Linked DNA regions of Homo sapiens: region 1 is linked to region 2. Evidence: read pairs that join two places in POLR2A ChIA-PET (ENCODE). Cell type or tissue: PC-3. All regions are shown on one strand. Links, peaks and the distances in the headings refer to the core of each region. The heading gives the core; the rest is flanking DNA.

Region 1 (12,059 bases), core at 1,802-9,801, 120 kb before region 2:
ATTTGGACCTGTTTTGATGTTTGCCCACCATCATCACCACTGGCAGAAGAGATCTTAATAATGTAGCTTTGTCTCTGCAAAGAAGAGATTCAATTTTGTATAATAACCAACGTATACTGGTTTTAAATGAGGTTCATTGGGCAGAATATATTAGGCCAGTGTCTGTTTTTGAACTTATGATATATATCTTTTTATTCAGCATTTAAAAGCCTGGAAGTTCCCATATAACGTAGCAAAGTTCTATTCAGTCCTTACAGGTCAAATAAGCCACCCTTTGCATGAGTCTCAGCAAAATTTTAGACATGTATTGGAGCTACATGGCTGGCACAAAAACAGACAGTTACTTCAAAACCACAAAGAAGTGGGAGCCCAAAGAATTCCTTTCTGCAATTCAATAAACAAGAGGAAAGATGTACTGTTTGCTGGCTCAAAATAGACACTAATTTTACATCTGTCTCTGAGGCATAGCAAAAAGCCAACTAAAGAGCAGTAATAAATGTCCAAAAACAGCATCAGTATCCAAAACTCTCACAGTAGTCTTCAGAGGAATTAATTACAATTCTGTGTAACAGTTGCATTGGCAAAATGCACCTATAATTATATACAGGTACTGTACTGTATTACAGGGAAATTTGCCATGTGATACTATGTTTACATGATAATTGATGGATAAGATAAAACTATTTGCATATGAAGGGCATAAGAATTACTGGCATGGCTCACCATTTTATGTGGAATCATATTAAAGTTTCATTTTCTCTAAAACTGTATGTATAATATGGGGTTACCAAAGGGCATAAAGCTGATACTTAAATTTGCTTTATAGCAAATGGGCCTGGAAAGATATATCTGCATATGCATTACTAAAAGCCTATATTTAAAAGGCTTTATAGTTTATCTATAATAAGCATTATTTTCACTTCACCAGATTACATTATATTAAATCCTCTCTACTCTTCCTTCCAAGTAAACAATACTCTAAATTATATCACTATGCCAATTAATTTTACAGTCATATGCAAAACAAATAATGGTTTCTCTTCCTTGCCTATACATATAACTTTTATTTTCAGATTTTTGTGTTCTGGTGACATGTAATAGAATAGTAGCAAAATTTGACATTTTTATAACGTCCATACCTGCTGGAAAATTTCAGCATTTGCAAAAATGGCCTATCATAGCATTTAAACATTGCTGATAATTAGCTTGACATTTGAAATAGCAGAACTGTTGTTTTGAAGATGCCCTATACAATGTTACCTTACTAACCCCTTTTCCTACTTATATGCTTTCTCTACATTATTCTGTCAGTTACAGTACAAATAAGATATCAGTTGCTAATGTATTAACATACAGAAGAACTGATGTGAAGGGGCAATACTTCGTCTTCACCAGAAGCAGAAACTCTATTGATGTAAAGGAAAATTACATATGCAGCTTATAGACAGCTAATTGTTAATAAGGCAGCCAATAATGATTTCCTATAACTCTACTCAAGCGTGCCAATAAATCGTTCAATGCCATCATCAAACATTTATTAAATACCCACAATGTGGCAAATCCAGAAGATAGAAGGAAGTGCCATTCTCACCTCAGGAAGCTTACAATTTATTTGGAGAAATATAATCACAAAATTGTAGTTCCAGAAGGACACTTGAAGTCAACTCTTTGACAAAGGAGGTAATACAGGCACAGTGAGGTCAAATGGCTTGTCAAAGGCCGTACAGCTAGTTGGTAGCAAAGCCGGTACCAGAAAGCATGTCTTTAGGTGTACAACAGCCAAACAAAAACATACATGATAATACAAATTCCCAGTGCAGAATGCAATCTAAGTTTAAACCCCACATGACCAGAGTAAGGGATGGAAATCCCTGGGACTTTTTGGGATTTTCATGCCACAAAAATGGAGATTGTTGCTTAATTTTAAATTGTTTTGATGATTGTTACTTTCATGGATCCCCTTAATTTGAGTTATAGAAGCCTACCAATTTGATCAATTACCAGAATCTAACAATACACCCATGTTTCCTGCAATAGTTTGGAAACAATAGAGATAAAGAGGCAGTTCACAGAATTATGAGCTTGAAGACTTGCCTTGTCCCAGAACCAACGTGTAACCAGCTGTGTGGCCTTGGCCTATCATCCAAGGAAGCTTGGTAGAAATGAGTAAAAATCATGATAATGGTTCCCTGTTTATGAGGTTGTCATAGGAGCCTACAAAGTTGTATGTGCAATGGCACTGTGTGATGTATAAAACAGTAACATGGAAATGCAAGGTGATGTAACTGGTATAATCACTGAAATACCATTGTTTCAGTGTCTGTTGTCTTTTCTCTGGTGCTGCAATGTGTGGTGGCTACGAGGAAAAAGGAAGATTTGAACTTGTGCCAGTCACAATTTTTGTGTTGGCCCTTCACTTAGAAATTTATTTGCAAATGCTTCCTCAAGTAGGAAGGCCATGATGAGAGAGACCATGCCTAATCCTTCAGCTTAGACGTGACACAGACATGTAACTTCATTTTAAAAATGTCTCTGCTGGTAATATGACTTCAAATTTAAAATAAGTCCTTTTGGCCAGGTATGGTGGCTCACACCTGTAATCCCAACACTTTGGGAGGCCAAGCAGGGAGAATTTCTTGAGGTCAGGAGTTTGTGATCAGCCTGGGCAAGACCCCATCTCTACAAGAAATAAAAAATCAGTCAGGTATGGTGTTGCATGCCAATAGTCCCAGTCACTCAGGAGGTTGAGGTAGGAGGATTGTTTGAGTTTGGGAGGTCGAGGCTGTAGTGAGCTATGATCACACCACTGCACTCCAGCCTGGGCAACAGAATGAGACCCTGTCTTTAAAAAAAAAAAAAAAAAAGAAGTGTTTTGGAATTTTATGAATCATTTGGTTTCCTAAATCTCTTATGCTTACATGCTTAGAGATCATTTATGTTTGAGCCAGTGGATTAAAGGCCTTGTGGGCCTGCTTTCTTACAACGTCTTTACATGTGGCAAGTGTCGGGAAGACCTTCTAAGACTTTTCTCCTGAACCTTAGCCTTTATTCCTCCTTGTCTTCCCCACAAAATTTCAATTTCCAAGTATGTGCTACTGAGGAGAGGATGCAGCTATTTTTCAATAATTTTTGTCCAGTGACTCTTGCCCATCCGGGGGGATTTATCATTGACTTTTTTTTTTTTTTTAAATCACAGTTACCTTGTTACCTCCGTGCTTGGGTGGGTAAAGATCATAGGACTAAATGCAAGGTTCAATTTCTTATTTAATAATGGAGGCCTAGTGACAAATACGTATTACAAGGCAAAGACAAACTCAAACAGAGATTTTCTTCTGAATTTGAACATCTGTCACTGAAATGCATGAATCTTGATTTCTCCATTTAAAAATGGGAATAACTTTATTACTTGGGGATGCAAGATGAATGAATTAATGCCAGTTAGAAGGGACCATGCCAATTTGAAATATTCAGATGGAATGTGCTATCCAATACAAAATATTGTTATAAATAATTATTGTTAACATACTATAGTCAGCCTTTATACAAACTAGCTTGGCCACTTTAATTTTTTATCCCAGGAACATTCGAAGGCATTAAACCTGCATTATAAATTAATGAGTTGTAAAATGTCAGCTGATAAAACAAAAGCAGTTCTCAGTATAGGGATAAAAATGTTTCCATTTCAGATTAGCTATGTAAAAAAATACGCATATTAAATAAAATGAGAGCAGAATTTCTGCAATGCCATGGTTGCAGTGGAGAGAGGCCAGTTCTGAGGCTCCTCCAACTTCCTGGTTACAGGAGCATCTTGGGAAGATGGCAGCCACTCATTCCCTCTGGAAATATTAGCAGGTTCCCTGGTACCTGGGAGAGGTTTTCAAATTTCAGTATGCTGGTGATTTTCAAAAAGGTTCAAATTTCCATACATTTGTTGAGGTTCTGGATAGGCTCCAACATGCAGGTAATAACATCTTAGATATGTAATTTTCCCCTCCAAACCTCTTCCTTAATATCAAAAATATAAACATAATGGCAAATAAGAATAAAAGCAAGGACCCTCCCTTTGTCAAGCTATCCTAAAAACAGATATTGGTCGAAGAATTTGTAACAGTAAATTCACTTTCTTTCAAGAAGACACGGTATTTCTAGGTCACAGTGTTCTCAGTGAAATTTATGATTTCCCAAAGACTTGACATCTGTTTATTTTTTTACAAAAGTAAACATATTCGGGTTTTCCTGTATATCTAGGACTCATAATGGTTTTGATTACCTTACTTAACTCCTACCAAAGGAAACTAGTCATTGTATTGATGTTTCAAACATACAGGCCCCTGACCGCTCCTTTCATTTAGTGAGTTTTTGTAGTTATTTCTATCCTTTAGAAATTTTTTCAGCTTCACTTTCTGTCAACATCTATAATATGCTTACAATCCAAGGACATAATACTTAGCTATATTCCAGAACACAAGTCAATAATGCCCTTTGATGGCTAAAAAGTCTAACAGCACCTTCATCAGCAAGCCTAGCATGATGGCATGCTGAGGGAAGACCCCCAAAACAACTGCTATACACAAATAATTTCATATATATTGTACATCTACTGCCAATAATTCCACAGACTTTCATAAATACATCAAGTGACTATATGTCTTCCAACAATATGTCAAAAGGAAAAAAAGATTTTAGAAGACTCTCTCTAATTATTGGAATCCACGATCATTCAACAACTTGCTCTATACAAACCATCAGAAGGAAAGTATTAAGGGGCTTTACAGAAAAAATATGCTCACTATCATGCCTGAAGGATATTCAAGAGGAATGTGAAAATAACTGTAATTTATTTAGGACCTGGAAGTATGAAAAAATAAGCTTCTGAGCCATCAAAATTGTTTTGGTATTTTTTTTTATCTGACATGAGGGCAGACCTTGTCTAGCTTTAAGTTTTATAGTAATAAGACCTTGGAAATAAAACCTTGAATAAACGGAATATAAAGAAAGGGGAAATGTGTCCTTGTGTAAATAGATATTGTGTCTATCACCTTCCTCTGAAAAGGTTACACAACTTTCAAAGCCCATAAAAGGTGTAAAGTCAGTAACTGCCAGAGTACGTTGGAATGTGCTGTAAAAAATAAACACGAAATAGAAAAACTATAAAAATTTTCTCTGATTGTTTTAGTTGCCCCACCCTAAACCTTGTCTGTAACTGTACATTTTTCTAAGATACAGATATAACTGAAATACACTTTTAGCTATTGTAGTCCCACGAAATTAAACCACCTCCCCTCAAAAACCTTAGCATGAACCCATACCTTCATCTGAAGTAGCAACAGCTTGTCTCTTAAAGAAATATTTTTCTTGCAAAAGGCATTCCATGCTTCCATGAAAAAGGAGACTGGAGTTCTAGCCTATCCATAAAAATAATTGCTTTCAAATATTTGTCCATCCAACAGACCTATTTGGTGACTTTCTTGGTTTTCTGCAGTTTACTGAAGTCAATAATAATTCTTGAGTCTAAGGAATGTTACATGGAGGTACCGTAATGCTTCTACTCCATCAGCTGAAATAATGGGAAAGAACAGCTCTTCCAGAGGAAAACAATTACCTTCAAGGTAGCAAGAGGTGTGGCTCATCTTAATAGATCTTAGTGGATGGGGAGAAGTGAAATCATTGAGGGGGAAATAGAGTCATAGGTCTTTAGAAGAGATGTGGCTCGAAGTAGGGGGGCTGGAGATCTGCTTGTGGTAGAGGTTTCATCAGTAGCTTTCTCCTGATCGCTGTGGCTTAAAGTATGGGTCGTTACAAACTTGATCACATGCAAAAAATTCTAATCTCAGTCAATCTTGCCTCTTACCCCAAAGAAATGCCTGAAAGGGGATCATGCAATGGAGTCCAATTCTTCATACTGCCCTGACCAGATTTATCTTTGAAATCTCAGTTTTAAGCTACATCTAATACCTGAGAAAGGCATGTAAAGTTCACTTCCCTACCCAAAGGATTTCTCTTAAGGCTTAGCAGTAGATTCAGGTCTATTGGGCTAATGACATTATTTACTGTGTAGTATGTTTAAAACTGCAGCCACCCTACTCACATAGCAACACCCTGACTAGGACCCTGTTTTCAAAACAGCATCATTGCACCTCACAATTGACAAAACCAGACAACGGTGAAAGGGACAGTGACATGGCAGACACAAAAGCTCAACACATTATGGCCACTCTAAACAGAGTACAAAAGGAAGGGAGTCAGTGATGTGTAAACCAAACAATGTGAGGGGAAAAATATTGAATAATTTCTGTCATGAGGCACTGACTACAGCCAGGCTCTAATTGAATTAAACTCCCATTTATTTGCTCAGGCCTAAACAACAGGCTGGGAGGAAGAAAAAAAAAAAAAAAAAAAAACTTAAGGTTTGCTCAACTGTTCTGAGGTACCACCTTTCCTCACCCCTGTATAAATCCACCATCTGTGCTCACAAGCACACATGTTCCCTCTCTCAACAAATGCATGGAGACCCTACCAGGCACAGAAGCCAAAAAAGCACAAGGCACACAAAAGCTCCCCAGGCTGCCCCAGGTCTAAAGGAGCAAAAGGGGTAGAAAAGATCTTTTGCTCATTGCCCAGGTGAGACGGCCTGGTGCGTCCTCTCAGCCTCGACACGCGTCAAGTAAAAGAAAGGTTAAAATTAGAAAATTCAATTTATTTGATAATTTCCCAGAATAATTAGAGTTAATATGGGTTAATTAATATGCAAATCTCTCAGCAGATGTTCTGCAGCAGGGCCTGTGTGAGAAAACAGCCTTTGCTTTCTCCTACGTGATTTTGGCTGTCAGTTATTGGGTATAATTACTGTAACTAACCGAATACACACAAAACCTTTGGAATATAAAATTGTTACAGTTCTAGCTCTGCACAAGCTGCTACTTTTCTGCAATAAAAGCGAACAATTTCTTTCAGAAAATAGGAGCCTTTTTGTTCCTTTCTTGATTTAAAAAGAAGAAATGAATCAAGTAAATGGCTTATCTTTTTCTATGCATAATTAGGTCAGTATTATATGAACATTCCAATGAGCAGTGGTACAAACGTACATATAAAATGATAGCTCAAACCACCTGCAAAATCACATAAAATTGTTTTATTCAGAATCTTTTTTTTCCTTCCCCACCAGAACTTTGAAATGCTGAATGTCTTTCTTTCCAACATTGCCAACATTTTCTAAATTCAAAAGGATCCTACAACTTTATTAATTTTTTTTCTCTTCAAAGACACAAAAGAATAAAGTGGCTAAATGTTTTTAAAGGTACATAAAAGGGTGGACTCTTTTGTAAAAGAACTTGTGTGGAGTTTTAAACTTTTAAAAATGCTTGCACTTTGAATGGCTATTTATTTACATGTTTGGGCTGTTCACCAGCCTATGAAATGCACAAAGGTTCAGGGAGGCTGGAACTCAGACTCATGAGAGATAGGCTGCTTTGCATATGTCAAACTCATGAATACTTCTAAATGTTGTAATCATTTACTTAAGAGACGCTTGGTATATTTCTATACTTTGTACAATTGATCATTTTATTGAAACTGCTTTATCCTCATGTATTTGTAAACTTCTAAAGGTATACTCAAAGGCAGTGGAGAAATTTTAGGCCTGCTCTATACATTTACATTATTTGTTAAATACTTAAATCCATTTTATGGAATTATCCCCGACCAATTGTTCAACCTCAGTACCCAAAAGCAGTATATATATATATATATATATATATATATATTTTTTTTTTTTTTTTTTTTTTTTTTTAACTAGTGGTTAACTTTTGTAAAGTCCAGTAATCACCAAGCATCTATGAAATAAAATTATTCATCCCATTTTTTGGCCAGAACAATTGAGTCACACGCATGGTGTGCCTTGTCCAAATTTTCTACTTTAGTACAGGGAGGGGCAGGAGTGGGTGGCTGGGGGGACCCTTTACCCTTTAAATTTTTAGTTGACTAATTTAGTGTCAAGTCTCATTTTACAAAAGGATCCTGAGGCTTATATTGGTGGTGTAAATTGCCAACAAGGTCAATGAACTAGAGAAAATAATGTCACGATTCAGAGTAAGAGAAAGAAAAATGGATGGATTGATGTCTTAACCTTCAGAATGTTCAAATAATTGGGGGTTGGATGACATGGCATATGGTTAAGTCTTCTTGCAGCTGATGTCACCCAGACTTTCCCCTTTTTTTGCCACCCAAACTGCATGTAAACAAACAGTCCAACAACAAGTGTCCTCAAGCAGGGCGCTCCATGCTTGGAGCAATCTAGTTTGCCGCCACCAGACACGGCTCTGCTTGGACACCACAGCGCCTAACTCCAGACTTGCCCCTAAAGTCGTTCAATGATCACCCTCTTTTCCTTCCTTCTCTTCCTTTAGCTGCACGAGAGAGAGAGAGAGAGAGAGAGAGAGAGAGAGAGAGAGAGAGAACCTCATGCCTCCCTAGTATGCTTCAACTGCTTCTCCCCATGCCTCAATTCCCCTTCCCTGCCGCCTTCTGTCATTTTCAGGTAGTGGAATTTGCTGACCCTGGCCGCTTGGCGGCCTAAGCCTGGACGTGGCAAAAGTCAGATAGTCACAGTGCACTATTGAGTTCATCTGTGTCACAAAAGGGCTTTTGCTTTAGATCTCTAGTTTGGTTCAGTAATTTCCATGGACTTCCTTCCTTCACTGAAAAGAGAGGCCAAATCATATGCTTCTTCCTCATTTTACCTCAAGGAACAGGTTACACAAGTTAAACAATCACACCAGCATTAATTTTCTAAAAAAAAAAAAAAAAAAGGAGTAAATTTTCACTTTCTGAGGTGGCAAGGAAAATTCCTCAAACAAAGAGACCACTCTTTTACTGTAAACAAATGTACTTACAATTTTTTTACTCCCTAATTCTTTGGGAAATAATTTTTTAAGTCCTTCCTAAGTGTTTTAGACTAAGCCACCTTTTTCTCTGTTAGCTTCTTTTTACTCATCAAGATTATCTGTTGGCAGACAGCTGCATGATCTATGACCCACACCCTAAAAAAAGGGAGCAGTTTGAAAGTGACTATAAATTTTATTCATTCTCTGGCCAAAGTTATCTTATGAAGTATTGATAACACATTATCTTACAGAGCAGAATAATACTGCACAAAATGATACTAAGAGGTTTAAGACTCCTGCCTTACTGAAAGTTATTATTCAGAAGTTTACATAGTCTGCAAACACTTATCAGAAGCCCTGGGCAGAAAGAACAGAACCTCCGTTTCATTAAGATACAGTGGAATGTTAGAGGTTTAGGACAGATAAAGGCCAATTCTCAAAAGTTCAAAATCTTCCTTGATGATAAACAACGACATAAATTAAAATGAATGTCTCTTGGAGGTGAAGACCTGAATATGGGTATTCATACATGACTATAAAGTTTTACCAAGACCTGCCTTTCTCAATTTATTATGGTGGAAAATCACAGAATCACTGTACAAATCACTTTTGTATTGAGCCCAAAGAGGTCACACTGTTGCATATATGCTCTTTTAGTGAAGAAATTCCTGATACAAGCAATATCAAAATATTCAGTTAAATTATTTAAAAAATTTAGTTTCATATCATCAGAACTACCCAGAATCTATATAAGTTCATGAATATGCTTTACATAATGTAACTCACTAACATAGGAAAAGAAAGCTATGTACTGTTAGGCTCACTCAATTTTCAAGCCAAGGAACATATTTATTGTTAAGACTTATAAGAATAAGAAATCACTCTTCCCTTATTCTTCAAATATTTTTTGCAAAATAAATTAATCAATACCTACAGGAACACCTAATTTACTATTTTTGAAAGAGGTAAAATAAAGATTTAAGTGATGAGTTTATTCAAAATTTCAAATTGCCTGACAAGTTAAGATATAGTAAACATATATTTTATGAAGACATCTTGATTTTTTTTGGTGAATAATTTACCTTTCCTTACAAAGCATGTATATTTTAATAGAAAGACACTTTAGGTATATTTTTCTCAATACTATTTTTGAACTTACAACACTGATATCAGTTTAAGTTTTTTTAAAAAATCTGCACTCGCCTTTTTTCTGCACATACATTGCGTGGCACAGAAAGCATTTTGGAGTATTGTAACATAGTTGCACTTAGAAATAATGGCAAAATTCTCATGTGCTGTCCCATTTTTACTGGACTTTTCAAAGAGTAAAATTTCATTATTTTTCAATGATATTTAATTTTCACATGACACTTTCTGAAATGTTAATGCAGTCCCTTATCAATGTAGATATTTTTCAAGGCCTGTGTTTTTATTCAAACTTAGATCCTTGGGGAAAAGTAGGCTAATGACAATAGGGAAATAAATATTACAGTTTCAAAAAATAGATCATTGAAATAAGAGTTAAAAAAGTATTTTAAAGAATATAATTTAAAAATAAATCTTAAGAGAAAGAATTATCTTAAAGGGAAGATATATGGCATTTCAAAATGTTTAGAAATGTTTTTAGCTAAAGAATCCACAAAGTTTTTTAGCTAAAGGGCCATATGCCCTATTTTAATAAAAAGGAATCCATAAAAAATAAATTACTTTCACTAAGTATATGCAAATTCCAATGTAAGCAATCAGTGCAAAATTAATTTTGCCAGAACTGATTAAAAGCATTAATAAATCTATATGCAGTATTGCTTCAATCTGATACTGTAAATTTATTATACTTCCTGTAAGATTAATTATAATGCTACAATAACATATTACGATGCCAGAACATATTACTGTACATTCTGTTAATAACAGTTAAGCGTAACCTGAGTTGTAATTATGGACTGTAACAAAGTAATTTGATAGTGATTGTTTTCTTTAACTGTTAATGTTAGATGGGAAATAAAATGTGTATGTGCTTGTGTTCATTATATTTTTCTCTTTAATACAATACCTAATTAAAATCATGAAACACCACAGTATTTGTTCTCACAGATTCCTTTCACTTTTCGCTCCCCACCAAAACTGTCAGGCTGCCTGAGATAAGGGAAGGTTAAAAACAAAGTTATTCAAGGTTGTTGTGCATTCTTGTCCTGAACGAAAGCAAGCTTTCTTGAAAATGTATTTAAAAAAAAAAAAACAGTTTGTACTGTTCAGGACTCATCATTTGAGGTCTTCAGATGACATAGCAATTTTTCCATGTTATTCACACATCCCACAAATAAGTAACAAAATGCTTGAGAGATCATGGTGACAGCAGCCATTCCAGGTAGCAAAACAAAGACGCTGAAAATCCTTTATGAAGAGCAAAAGAGGCCAAACAGAAACTTTTCTTTTTGGTAGCTTCATCCAAACTTTCTATTGTCTTTGCACTCTAACATTCTGACTGCATCTACCACAATACTAAGCTCATCTGATCTGATAGTCGTAGAAACATAAGACTTTGATGACATCTATAACTTATGGTCCTTTCCATTTTGTTGTCCTTTTTCGAAAGCTGAAGCAGCTACGTATGCACATAACTTTAAGAACACAAAATCTGAGGCCCTTTAGAATACTATACACAAACTTCGAGTGGCAAACAGGTTTCTGGAGAAGTACCAAAAGAAATTATTCAAGTTAAGCTTTTTTTGGATATATTCCTGATTAAGCCTGAACACAATGAAAAAAACAGTGTGAAGCACAATTCTGAATGGCATCTGTGCTTGGAGCTTCAGAGGACTGCTGACTGTCATAAAACTCTGTGTGTCACCAGCTGGGGGTCGGGGATTTAAAGATGTCAGGGGGACCTGGCCTCTCAGATGGGATAAAGATCAGAAGGAAAGCTGTCCAGGTGATGCCCAGGCCCCTGAACAGGCCTATCTGCACTTTCATTCAAATGATAATGAGTGTGTAAATCACATCTGTTCCCCCTCTGTGCCTGTATCCTTGTCACCTGAATAGCATCCCCACCAGGTATCAAATGAGCTACAGGAAATAGGTTTTCTTTTTATCCAACTTCACTCTGAAATGAGAAAATGAGCACCCTGACAAGGAAGCCCACAAACCAACAGGGATTCCAAGCCCAGATTTCATCAT
Region 2 (12,059 bases), core at 1,496-9,495:
AAAGCAACATTAGTACCTTGGCTTTTCAGTCCTGAGAGCATTTGCTGAACCAGATGGTTTCAATATCGTCTATTATTTTTAATCATACATGGTTAAGTCTCAAGAACCAGTCTCTTGAGACTGTTGACTATTTAGGAAGCTAGAAGAGCAAGCACACATCTTTAGAAACAGGATGTACATTTAGTATCATTATTATCCTAACCAATATCTGAGTAATTGAGCCACCTTATTATCAGATTCAGGCTTTTCTAACAGTCTATTATCAGTTTCTTTTTCTGAACTTTTATGTCTACATTTGGGGAATTTAATGCTATTATAGACTCACTGGTCACTTTTGTAAACTATAATCTCCCATAGCAATAATTGTTTTTAATTCCAGGCATAGTACATACCAAGCATATTAACTTCTAAAATCTTTTTTTTTTTTTTTTTTTGAGCCAGGGTCTCACTCTGTCACCTAGCCTGACTAATTTTAAAAAATTTTGTAGAGATAGGGATCTCACTAAGTTGCCCAGCCTGGTCTGAACTCCTGGGCTCAAGCAATCCCCCTGCCTCAGCATCTCAAATTGCTGAGACTACAGGTGTGAGCCACTGCACTTGGCCAACTTCTAAAATCTTAATGACAAAACAAAAAGATTAGTATTATTATCTCCATTTTACAGATGGGAAAATAGGTTTCAAAAAGGTAAACTATATTTTTTTCCATTTCATGACCAATAAGAATGAGGCTTACATTCAAGTCTAGTCTCTGTCTATTTTGATCATTTCTAAGTCTGTCTGACTTAGAAACCCCCACTTCTAACCACTGTGCCATAGCACTTCCTGCTAACCCTGAATAAAGGTGTCTGTTATGTAAATCAACATATTCATTGACAATGGACTTCCTTTTTGTGTACTGCAATATGCATATATAAAAGCATTCAATATTAGCCTTGTCTGGTTTCTTTTTTATTTGAAAAATACCAACCCCCCCACATAATAATAGTTATAAAATTATATAAAATAAGAAGCCAAAAACTTTCCTGACCCTCCAAGGTCATACTTTAAAAGTTCTCCTAGGCATATCTAGATGTGACTCCATATACATTTTCTTTTTAATTTTTAAAGTCTTATCTTGAGGTTTATTACCAAAATTACTACACCTTATCACTTTCTGCTTGCATAGCGAACATAGAAAAATTTATTTTTCTGGAAAATACTGTGACGTATCTTCATGGTTTTTTACTTTTTTCCCTTTTTTAAAAAATAAGGATTTTGAGAACCAGAGTCTGCAAGCTGTGAAATGGTCAGGCAAATAGTTTGAAAATACTGACTCTCCACTTTTCACCTGATATTTGCCTATTGTTAGACTGCAGGAAGGGGGATTTAGTGAAATAAAATATTTAATATTTCATACTTTTTTTTTCCTATGTGGATGGTTGGAGATTCTTACAGATAATTTCTTCTTTTAGATCAGAAACTCCTGTTAAAAACAGACATTTAGCATAGGCTTTTCTAGGCTTCCGTCTTCTATTAAAAAGTAGGGGCATATTCATAATGAAAAAGTTGGGGAGATGAGAATGAAAGGGCTATAGGAAAGGGCATCATCATTAAAGAAGTTATAGGAACACTTTTTCAGCTCCTTTGAATCGACCAGAGTTGATCTTAGACAAAATTCCATGGAAGGCAGAGTTTACCTTCATTCTTGTCTTCACTGGGGCCACTGCCTTCTCTCCTTCGGGCTCCAACCGAAGCCTATAAATCTATTACATTTCTGTTTACATGGCAGGACCTTTGTTTTGATCTCTGCTGGACTGTAAGCTATGAGGGACCTTGTTTTTGTAACTATCCCAGTGCCTGATTAGTGCTTAAAAGACAGGTATGAGACGAAGACAAACACATTCATGAGTGATTGGATGACAATAATTACTGCTGTTTGGGGTCCTCAGAGTAAATAGTATGCAAATTTTCAATAGGGCATTAACATCAGTGTGAGAGGCAGAATGTACCACTGGATGGAGCACAGGTTTAGGGGTAATTTCTCTCCCAAACCCTCCACTTACTAGGAGTATGATCTTTCTTTGCCAAATTCTGAGGATTTTTTTTTTTTTGGTCTCAGTTGTTCCATCTGTGTTATGGGCATATTATCACTCATGGCCTTGTGCTACTGTCAAGGTTCAATGATAAGGCCGGGGCGCGGTGGCTTACACCTGTTATCCCAGCACTTTGGGAGGCCGAGTTGGGTGGATCACTTGAGGCCAGGAGTTCGAGATCAGCCTGTCCAAAATGGTGAAACCCCGTCTCTACTAAAATAATAATAATAATAATAATAATAATACAAAAATTAGCCTGATGTGGTAGTGCACACCTGTAGTCCCAGAACCTGAGAGGCGGAGGTTGCAATGAGCCAAGATTGCACAACTGCACTCCATCCTGGGCGACAGAGTGAGACTCCGTCTCAAAAACAAACAAACAAAAAGATTCAATGATAAAATGATGCAATGTGCTTAGCTCTGATCTTTAGACTACATAGACTATAGATAGCGATAGTAATACGATTACTACTACTATTAATGAGAATTCAGTAAATGCATAATTATTTGTGGAGCCTTGTTTGTGCCAGACCCCACTCCGGACATTAGTAATTCAGTAGAAGACAAAAACAGACAAAAATCCCTCCTCCCAAAAAGCTTACATTTGAATAAGACATGAAAAATGAATAAGCTAAATATAGAATATATTAGGAATGATAAGTGTGATGGAGATGCCTAAAGTGTAGAAAGAGGATAGTGAGGTGGAAGGGTCTGGAACTTTAGATCGGATGGCCAGGAAAATCCTCACTGAGAAGTGTGTAGAGGCTTGAACAAAGTGGGGGAGCAAGCTTTAGGAGGGAAGAGCAGTCCACAGGACAAGTCACCCTAACCACTTAATTATTAAAATCCTTCTCTGCTGAGGTCACCCTTTGGTAAGCATTCACATGGGACACACATAACTTTACGGTTTTTCCCATTCAGAAAGGCCTATCCTCTTACTCAAATTTCCTTGACACCAATTTTCCAGTCATGTTTCTTCCACATCCCTGACCATCCAGCAAAATCATTGTCTATGGCCCGTAAATTGGTATATCATTGTGGTCTGGCTGTATCTCCTTCTAAGCAAAATGCACAACCAGGTGCATTGTCTAAAGTTTTGCCCACTGGGAGAATTTCCCTTCACCACTGTTTTTCAGGGATGTTTTAGAGAGGGCTTGTGGTGCTGTAGTTGTCCACTTTTGTGTGGTGCCTGAATCTCATACAGAACCACCTGTAAACCAGCCCTGAGTCTTCTATTTTCTGGTAAACTGGTTTGTAGAGAATTCCCTGTGAGGTCACAGGTGCATGCTGGAAGAGAGAAGGTAGAATAGCAGCAGTGGGGGCCATGGACATTCGGGCCATTTCATGTTACTTACTTATGCTTCCAGGGCCTGCTCAGGCCTCATGATGTTGTGTGCCACTTCTATGTGATGATGGAGTGTTGTGGTGCATTCCCAACTTTATGGCTTGATGGCTCAGCTGAAACCCAGTTCGTGATGGGTAGCTCAGGTCTTCTGGTAACTTGATGGCCCAAGGTCTAGCATTCAGTTTCCTTTAAGGCCAAGGGCTCTCTCTCTCAAAGGAGAGTAGTTATCTGCAGATGATGGCAGGGCCTTGCTCCAAAATCCTAAAAGCTTGATCCTTGATTCCCCTATGGGGGTTTGCCAAAGGCTCAAACAGCATCTCTATCTGCCACTGACATTTTAAGTACCATTAGATCTTCCAGATCACATAGTCCAAGTGTCAGAGGAGCTTGAATGGCAGCCTAAATCTCTTGCAGAGCCTTCTCTTATTCTGGGTCTCACTCAACACTACCAGCTTTTCGGGTTACTCAGTAAATGGGCTAGAGTAATAACATACCCAAATGAGAAATCTATTGCCTCCAAAATCCAAATAGGCCCAATAAATGTTGTGCCTTTTTCTCGGTTGTAGTAGGGGCCAGATGCAACAACTTATTCTTTACCTTAGAAGGGATATCTTGGCATGCTCCCTACCACTGGATGCCTAGATATTTCATTAAGGGAGAATGTCCCTGATTTTTAATTGGATTTATTTCCCACCTTCTGAGATGCGAATGTCTTACCAGTAAGTAGTCGTTACTTTTCCCTCACTAGGTCCAGTCAGTGTAATACCATCAATATAGTGGATCAGTGTGCTATCTTGTAGAAGGGAAAGGCAATCAAGATCCCTGTAAACTAAATTCTGATATAGGGCTGGAGAGTTGATATACCAGAATAACATTTACTTAGCATTTGCTATATGCTGAACACTGTGCTAGTTCATGGGACATACAGTTAAATAAAAATGTAATCAGTACTAAGGAACTTGTACTATAGCTGGGAGAGTTCAGACTCTCTTGTGTAGTTCAGGGAAATACTCAAGGCAAATATGCTTGGTGCTCTGGAATTTGTATCAAGTAAGTGTCATCCATTACCTTAAAGGAAGGGTGGCGAGGCAGGAGGATCACTTGAGCCCAGCAGTTTGAGACCAGCCTGGGCAACGCTGGGAGATCTTGTCTCTATAAAAAATTAGCCTGACATGGTGTCATGTGCCTGTGGTCCCAGCTACTTGGGAGGCTGAGGTAGGACAATTGCTAGACCAGGTATTTGAGCCTTCAGTGAGCTATGATTGTGCCAGTGCACACATTCTAGCATGGGTGACAGAGTATAACTCTGAAAAAAAAAAAAGAAAGAAAAGAAAGAAGGAAAAAAAGAAAAAAGAAAAAAGAAAGAAAGGAAGAAAGAGAGAGAGAAAGAAAGAAAGGGAAAAGAAAGGAAGGAAGGAAGGAAAGTAAAGGAAGGAAGGAAGAAAGAAAGAAAAGTAGCCATATAGTTTATCATCCAAATTGGAAGACTTTTGAGCTGGAACAGAGGCATTATTAATTGCTTCAGGTAAAGAGACTCAAATCAAGACTGTCCCAGGCAAACTTGGACCCAAGGTCTTTCTATTCTGAGGTCCACTTCAATAGTAGTTTTGAATACAGGTGGTGAGAAAGGAGAATAACATGTCACCAACTTTTCAATTTTTTGATGAATTATTATGTTTTACCTATCAAAATATGTATTGCCTGAAAATTAGGAATAACATAAAGTCAAAATAAAGGAATATTAATCACAGGAGCAAGATGTTTGTATGTTTAATAAGTAGATGATTTGCCATACGTTATGTGAATGTGCGTCCATGAGTGTTCTTATGAAGAATGTTCTGTTCTGAGTCCCTGTTTGAGGAGCATGATTAAGTGAAATTTGACCTGACGTCTTATACAAAGCATAGAGAAAGCTCCCCATGTCTTTCTTTCCTTGGATGGTTTTATTTTGACTCATCATGTTTTGCTTCTTGGAAAGTGTTTGTTATTCTTACTAAGTGACTTAAGGGTTTTTAGACATCACTCATATTTGGACCAATGAGGCAAAAGCATGTGAAGGATTTACAGCTTGCATGCAAGTTTCATGTGCTGGAGGTACAGTATGTATAGACCCTACCTTTGGAAAGAGACTATTTTCTGCTGGTGAAACAGGCCTGAGGCTTTTTGGTCATTGCAGTGAGAGTGTTAGTGACTAAATACAGATGCATTTTAGTGCACTGTAATGTGATTTTAAAAATTGTTCTAACAATCAATTTACTGTTGTCATCACATCTCCTCTGATTTTCAAGTGCAAATGTAACACCATTGTTCTTATTAACAATTACAAAAAAGTTTTACCCCTTAAGTTTCCATTATAAGGGATGCATTCCTGAAGTCATGGTTACATTAAAATTCTTACTACAAATGAAGCCAGCTAAAAATGTTTACCAACTTGAATTGAGCTCATCATGTTTTGTTTGCTGAATAGTGTTTTGTGATTTTACCAACATAAGAATGAGTCTCCAAACTATTTTTAAAAGTAGAGCTTTTACTCTAAAGAAGTGCTTGCCTCATTTTCTTCGTGCTACTCCAAACAAGATGTTGTTTATTACTTTGAAACACTATATGTAAACCCCAGGAATATGTTAAATATGATTGAAGTCTTGGCTGTCTTTAACAAATTGAAGTTTCCAGAAATTTAGCTGTGTTTAAAAACCAAAGCCATGTTTTCAGGAAAGATTTCTATTTCCAAATATGTGGTTGCCCAAACCTTTTATGTTTTCATGTCAAATTCAGCTGCCAAATAACACACACTGTACCTTAGCTATAATAAAAAAAAAACACAAACCAACACATAGACTTCAGATTTTAAAAAGCACTGCAAGAACAACTATGATCATATTTCTTGAACTTATGCTATTCATATGCATATAAGCATGTTTTAGAGTAAGTTCTGTGAGGCATCGGTCACTTCCACTGGTACAAATTGACATGCACAGCACAAGATTGGCACTATGCAACAGCCGATCTGGGAAAATACAGGAATTCCTAGCCAGACCAAAATATGAGGTCAAGGAAGTTGCTTTTATAATAATAGTGGTTATCTGTTTAATGTGTGATCTGGCAGTGATATGATGTTGACCATAGGCAATTATGCATATTTCTAAACTGGTTGTATGCAAGCCTGGAGTAAGAGAAATCCCCCAGTTTGTGATAAAAGGCTATTTATTGCCCTTTTATTTCCTTCAAATGCTTTACTTAATCATTTATAAAAGACAAATTAGTAGTGAATACCAATTTCATTTTGTGTTTTATTCTGTATTCATTCCTACACGTTTGGGATATCTATTAATATGAGCTCTTAATAGTTTTGGCACAAGTTCAATGTCAACGAATGAATGATGTACACATTTTATAGTCTTCTTAAGGGATAATAATGTGGTTCAGTGACAGTGTGTCTTGATTTCTTTGGGGGCAGGGCACTCTGATATGAGTCATAAGGGATAAAGACTATTAGTTATTTTTCCCTCAGCTAGCGCAGTGATGCAAAATTTTTCTTCCATTATAGAACATTTTCTTAGAATATCAGGTTTAGTGTATAGATTAATGCTTAAGAAACTGGCTGATCACATGGGACTATCTTTTGCTTTATCCTTTCAATGTGACTGAAAATTTATATTCCATATTTTCATATCAATGACAATGTGATGACACGGCAAAGGAGTTATACTGGCTTGTTGCACACATCAAATGTAATATTCTTTTCTTTGCAGAAAAAATATGTTTATTTTGAACAAGAGAAAAGAACTTGAGCATTTCAAGTATCAGGAAAGCTATCTGGGAGAGAATAGTGACTGGCTGCTATTTACCTACTCTGAGGGCAGAACAAAAAGCAATGGGATTGGGTTGTAGTAAAATAGGCTTAAATTAGTCTTGCAGAAGCACATAAATAAAACACTACAATGGGTCACAATAGTTGCCCTTTTTGTTCCCAGGGACTGGGTCTACTGTACTCACCAGGATTCAACAATGGTCCCTGGCACAGACAGGTGCTCAACCAATATTAAATGCATAAAGTGAGAGACTGGATTAGGGAGATGCTTATAGAGGCAAAGCATGAGATCCCAATGTAAGGTATAGATTTTAAGGATTAATGGTGCCATTGCTTTAGAAATTCAGTGTCATCCACAAGGAAATTAGAATTGTAAATATTGAAAAATCTCCATGGAATTTTAAATTATATGCATATGCCGTAATTACTCCCACAATTTTCCAAATTTTCCAGACATTTCACCATTAAAGTGGTACAGTAGAAAGGATGGGAGTCTATAGCATTGGAAGTGGTGGACTAGGAGAGTTCTGGCCCCAGCATAATTCACTACTGGTGGGGATCCAGGGCTACTAGCTGCAGTAGTTGCCTTTGAGAAGCCTCTAAAGACTGAATATGAGATGTTAAGAGCTATGCATTGTATCTATTCTGAAGACTATTTCCTCTGAGTGCTTTGTGTGTGTGTGTGTGTGTGTCTGTGTGTGTGTGTGTGTGTGTGTGTGTATGTGTGAATGAAAGGGAATGTGGTCAGTTACATATTATTCCTCTAATGTCCAACTGGACCTCGAAAGGACTTTATTTAAAAGATGTAAAAAAAAAAATTCCAAACAAGCAGCCAAATGTAGCTACCAGGCATTGAGGAGTTTGGAGGGCTTAGAGAAAGTATCACTTCCATCCGCATGTGGCCCACTTGACAGAAGACTAGCCAGCACCAGATTTCAACCAGAGAAGACAAGGCAGTATTTCACAGTGCCCACCGCTGGGTTGGGTTTTTGGTGGCTCAGTCTCCAGAGACTTTTGGACCAGGTCTCTGGTGAAAATGATATGTGGGGCTGATGTGGGTGGGGCCATGTCATCATTAAGAAGAAAAGCACTCCAGAGTTTATAGGTTTCATGGACTTAGGAAAATATTTAAGACCTGATTATAATTATATTGGTTGCAAATGACAAAAACTACAAAACTCAGATTAACAAATATAAACAAATGCAATGTTGTGTCAGCTTCATTCATTGTCAAAAAGATTGCTCATAAAAATTGTCATTACATTTGAAAACAGTTCAAATGTGCATGTTGATTGCATAGAAATCACAGCTCATTGTAAATTTGGTGTATTACTTGAGGCCTAAGTATTTCAGAAACAAAAAATGGTTTTAAAAACAAAAATTCTTTCCAAAGTTTTTCAGCAAAATGATTGTGTTTAATATGTGATATGGGTGTATTTTAATGTTTGATATAATTGGTCTCCAGGAATAATGATGCCTGGAGAGCATTGAAATAGCCTTGAATCCAGGAAACTAAGTGGGAAGAGGTAAGAGATTAGGCATATTTTAAAGGGTGCTAAAAGAGCATTACACAGGTACCACACTACTTTAGCAAGTGAGGTATCCAATGAGCCCTTTACTTTCTTTGTTTCTTTTTCTTTTTTTGAGACAGTCTTGCTCTGTCACCCAGGCTGTAGTGCAGTGGCGTGATCATAGCTCACTGCACCCTTGAACTCCTGGACTCAAGGAATCCTTTCACCTCAGCGTCCCAAGTAGCTGGGACTATAGTTGTATACCTCTATGCCTGGTAATATTTTAATTTTTGTTTTATTTTACTTTTTTATTTCAATAGATTTTTGAGGAACAGGTGGTGTTTAGTTACATGAATAAGTTCTTTAGTGGTGATTTCTGAGATTTTGGTGCACCTATCACCTAAGCAATGTACACTGTACCCAATGTGTAGTCTTTTATCTCTTGCCACCCCCTCACCCTTTCCCCATAGTCCTCAAAGTCCAATATGTCATTCTTATGCCTTTGCATCCTTATAGCTTAGCTCCCACATATGAATGAGAACATACGATATTTGGTTTTCCATTCCTGAGTTACTTCACTTAGAATAATAGTTTCCAATTCCATCCAGGTTTCTGCAAATGCCATTATTTCATTCTTTTTTATGACTAAGTAGTATTCCATGGTGTGTGTGTGTGTGTGTGTGTGTGTGTGTGTGTGTGTGTGTATAAAAAACATTTTCTGTATCCTCTCATTGATTGATGCACATTTGGGCTGGTTCCATATTTTTGCAATTGCAAATGATGCTGCTAGAAACATGAGTGTGCGAGTATTTTTTTTGTGTAATGACTTCTTTTCCTCTGGGTAGATACCTAGTAGTAGGATTATTTTTTGTGGAGATGGGGTCTTGCTATGGTGCCTGGGCTAGTCTCACACTCCTGGCCCCAAGTGATCCTCCTGCCTTGGCCTCCCAAAGCCCTGGGATTACAGGCATAAGCACCACAACTGGCTCCCCTTTACTTTCAATCAAATTGTTTATGACGTGCAATCAGATAACTTTGAAGATGAAGAATTCCATTCTTAAATATGTAGTGCTTGTTAACCAATCTAGAAAAGGAAAAGGTAAGAATCCGACCTCAGGCAAATAATGCTGTGCAGTGCATCTTGTGATACGTGCTTTATGTAAAAATGCTTAAAATTGGTTTAATCTCTACAGTCACGACAACTGCTCATTGTTTTCAGTTGGCTACGTTTCTTTGGTGTAACAAGAACCAGTGAGTTGGGGAAGGGAGATGATAGTTCCAGTTTCAGTTAAAGAAATTGCAGGTGAAGAAGGCACAACCCTTTCTGGAACAGTTATTTCTTAGCATGCTCTGAACTTCGCTTGATGATGTGAAATGACTATTTTAAATTGTATTTTATTCCTTATACATAAACACATTGTTTGTACATCAACAGGTAAGGGTTCACTGGTGGTTCTATTTTAGCCTACACTTAGTTATGGTTTTAGTATTCTAGAAGGACTATATTTGTAATTTGGTGAGTCCTTCCATGCAAGACATTAAATGTTATTAATTAATATAGTTGTCTAGTATTTAGATAGAATAAATTGCTCATTTTTATTTCATTATCTTGTATTTTTAACATGTTTCTAACTGTGACAGACACTCAGGTACAATTATTATGTGTAATAACTTTAAGGTCCATTTTATCAATGTGCACACTTTTTGGAGATAATACTTCTAGAATGTTTGTAGCTTTCACATCTTACTCTTATTTTTGCTGTCATAAAACACTATGAAGTGTTTGTTTTAGGTATTAGTTTCCTTCTTGATAGACGAAGCAACTGGAAGGCATGGACTATTGAAATGAAGAGCAAGGTCACGGTCTTTAGTTAATCTCTAAAGAAGGGCTGCTCTCCCAATTTCCAGAAAAACTTTCCTATGGCCTTTTATGAAAAAACGGCAGGATCAGCTGGGCGTGGTGGCTCATGCTTCTAATCCCAGCACTTTGGGAGGCCATGGTTGACGGATCACGAGGTCAGGAGATCGAGACCATCCTGGCTAACACGGTGAAAACTCATCTCTACTAAAAACACAAAAACAGCCGGACATGGTGGTGGCCACCTGTAGTCCCAGCTACTCAGGAAGCTGAGGCAGGAGAATTGCTTGAACCAGGGAGGTGGAGGTTGCAGTGAGCCAAGATTGCACCACTGCACTCCAGCCTGGGCGACAGAGCGAGACTCCGTCAAAAATAATAATAATAAAATTTAAAAAAAAAGCAGGATCTCCTTAATCCTTAATTACTTCTCCAGCTCTCTTCTACCTCCTCAAGTTGTCCCAATTAAGAACATCTTCAGGTAAAGGCTCCATTAGGAAAGGGCCACTTGTGTCTTGTCTACCTGTGTATCCCCAGCATGTAACCTTAATACTTACTAAAGTATTTATGGACTCAGTAAATGAGTGAATAAGTGAACGAGTGTAAAGTCTTGTAGCAGAGGTTTGTTTGTGGTCACTGGGGCTCTTTGCTGAGCTTGAGTGGTGGAGCCCCTATCTGACACACTGCACTGTCACCATCTTTGAGCACACTGTTGTTGAAGTGGCTCTCCTGGCCTCACCTTGCCTACTTTGCCCACTTCATCACTTTCCTCAGGTCAATTTGATATTTGGGTTTGGTGCAGGAGCTACTGGTTTTGATCTGTTCCTCCTTGGCATTAGGGGAGATTAGGAAGAGTGAATCCAAACAGGATTGGACAAAGTAAGTGGAAAGAGGCTCAATGACTCATAAACTGAGATGGGTTGGTGGTGTTCTAGTGAAGGTGTTAAGGAGGTTAGCTTAGTGTTGTGTTTGTGTGAGACTTCCACACCGTGTCTATGTTGTTTCAGCATCCTTCCCATTCAACACAGTTCTCTTCCTTCCCGTTCCTGGAGACAACTAGCATGCTGTTCTCCAAGAAGTGCCATTGCTGAATTCTGCCCCAGGGCAAGGCTGCTGCACTAATGAACGGTACAATAAACAGCCCTACACAATGTGTTGTTCTGTGTGCTGTGAGGATATTGTTGAGGCCTCTGTTCTCTGCTTTATACTGTGCCTTCTCAAGGAGGGCCACAGGGACAAATTTCTCTATGGTCTCATAACCAGGAATAATGATGTCTCTCCTGGACAAATGGCTTGTTCTTTGTTTTAGGGATGCTGCAGTTCATGTAATGGATCATGTTTCCCTCTTCATGTAGCCAGTCTGAAAGCTCAGATTCAAATTTATAGCCTACCTCTGGCAAGTGTATCAGGCTTCTTTGCAAGAATTTTGTCTCTTTTACATCACTGCATTTTCTCCTGGACTCAT

The links. Peaks named below come from ENCODE experiments on the same cell type or tissue, not always from the same donor. Only the 100,000 strongest peaks of a DNase experiment are listed, where the experiment ranks them.
Region 1: POLR2A ChIA-PET joins it to region 2 with 13 read pairs; 2 of 35 experiments call an interaction of 5 or more read pairs at or near these places.

The regions. Positions count from the first base shown.
Region 1 is chr2:144,432,754-144,444,812 of GRCh38, forward strand. The region is part of intron 2 of ZEB2 (zinc finger E-box binding homeobox 2); the gene reads right to left. Among named protein-coding and RNA genes, the nearest start is that of ZEB2-AS1, 81 kb to the right of the region's middle. In PC-3, for the core only: no CTCF peak of the experiment used is centred there; no DNase peak of the experiment used is centred there; H3K27ac peaks cover 393 bases.
Region 2 is chr2:144,548,173-144,560,231 of GRCh38, forward strand. The region is part of intron 1 of LINC01412 (long intergenic non-protein coding RNA 1412); the gene reads left to right. Among named protein-coding and RNA genes, the nearest start is that of LINC02993, 30 kb to the left of the region's middle. In PC-3, for the core only: no CTCF peak of the experiment used is centred there; DNase peaks (open chromatin) are centred at 5,349 and 6,829; H3K27ac peaks cover 1,434 bases.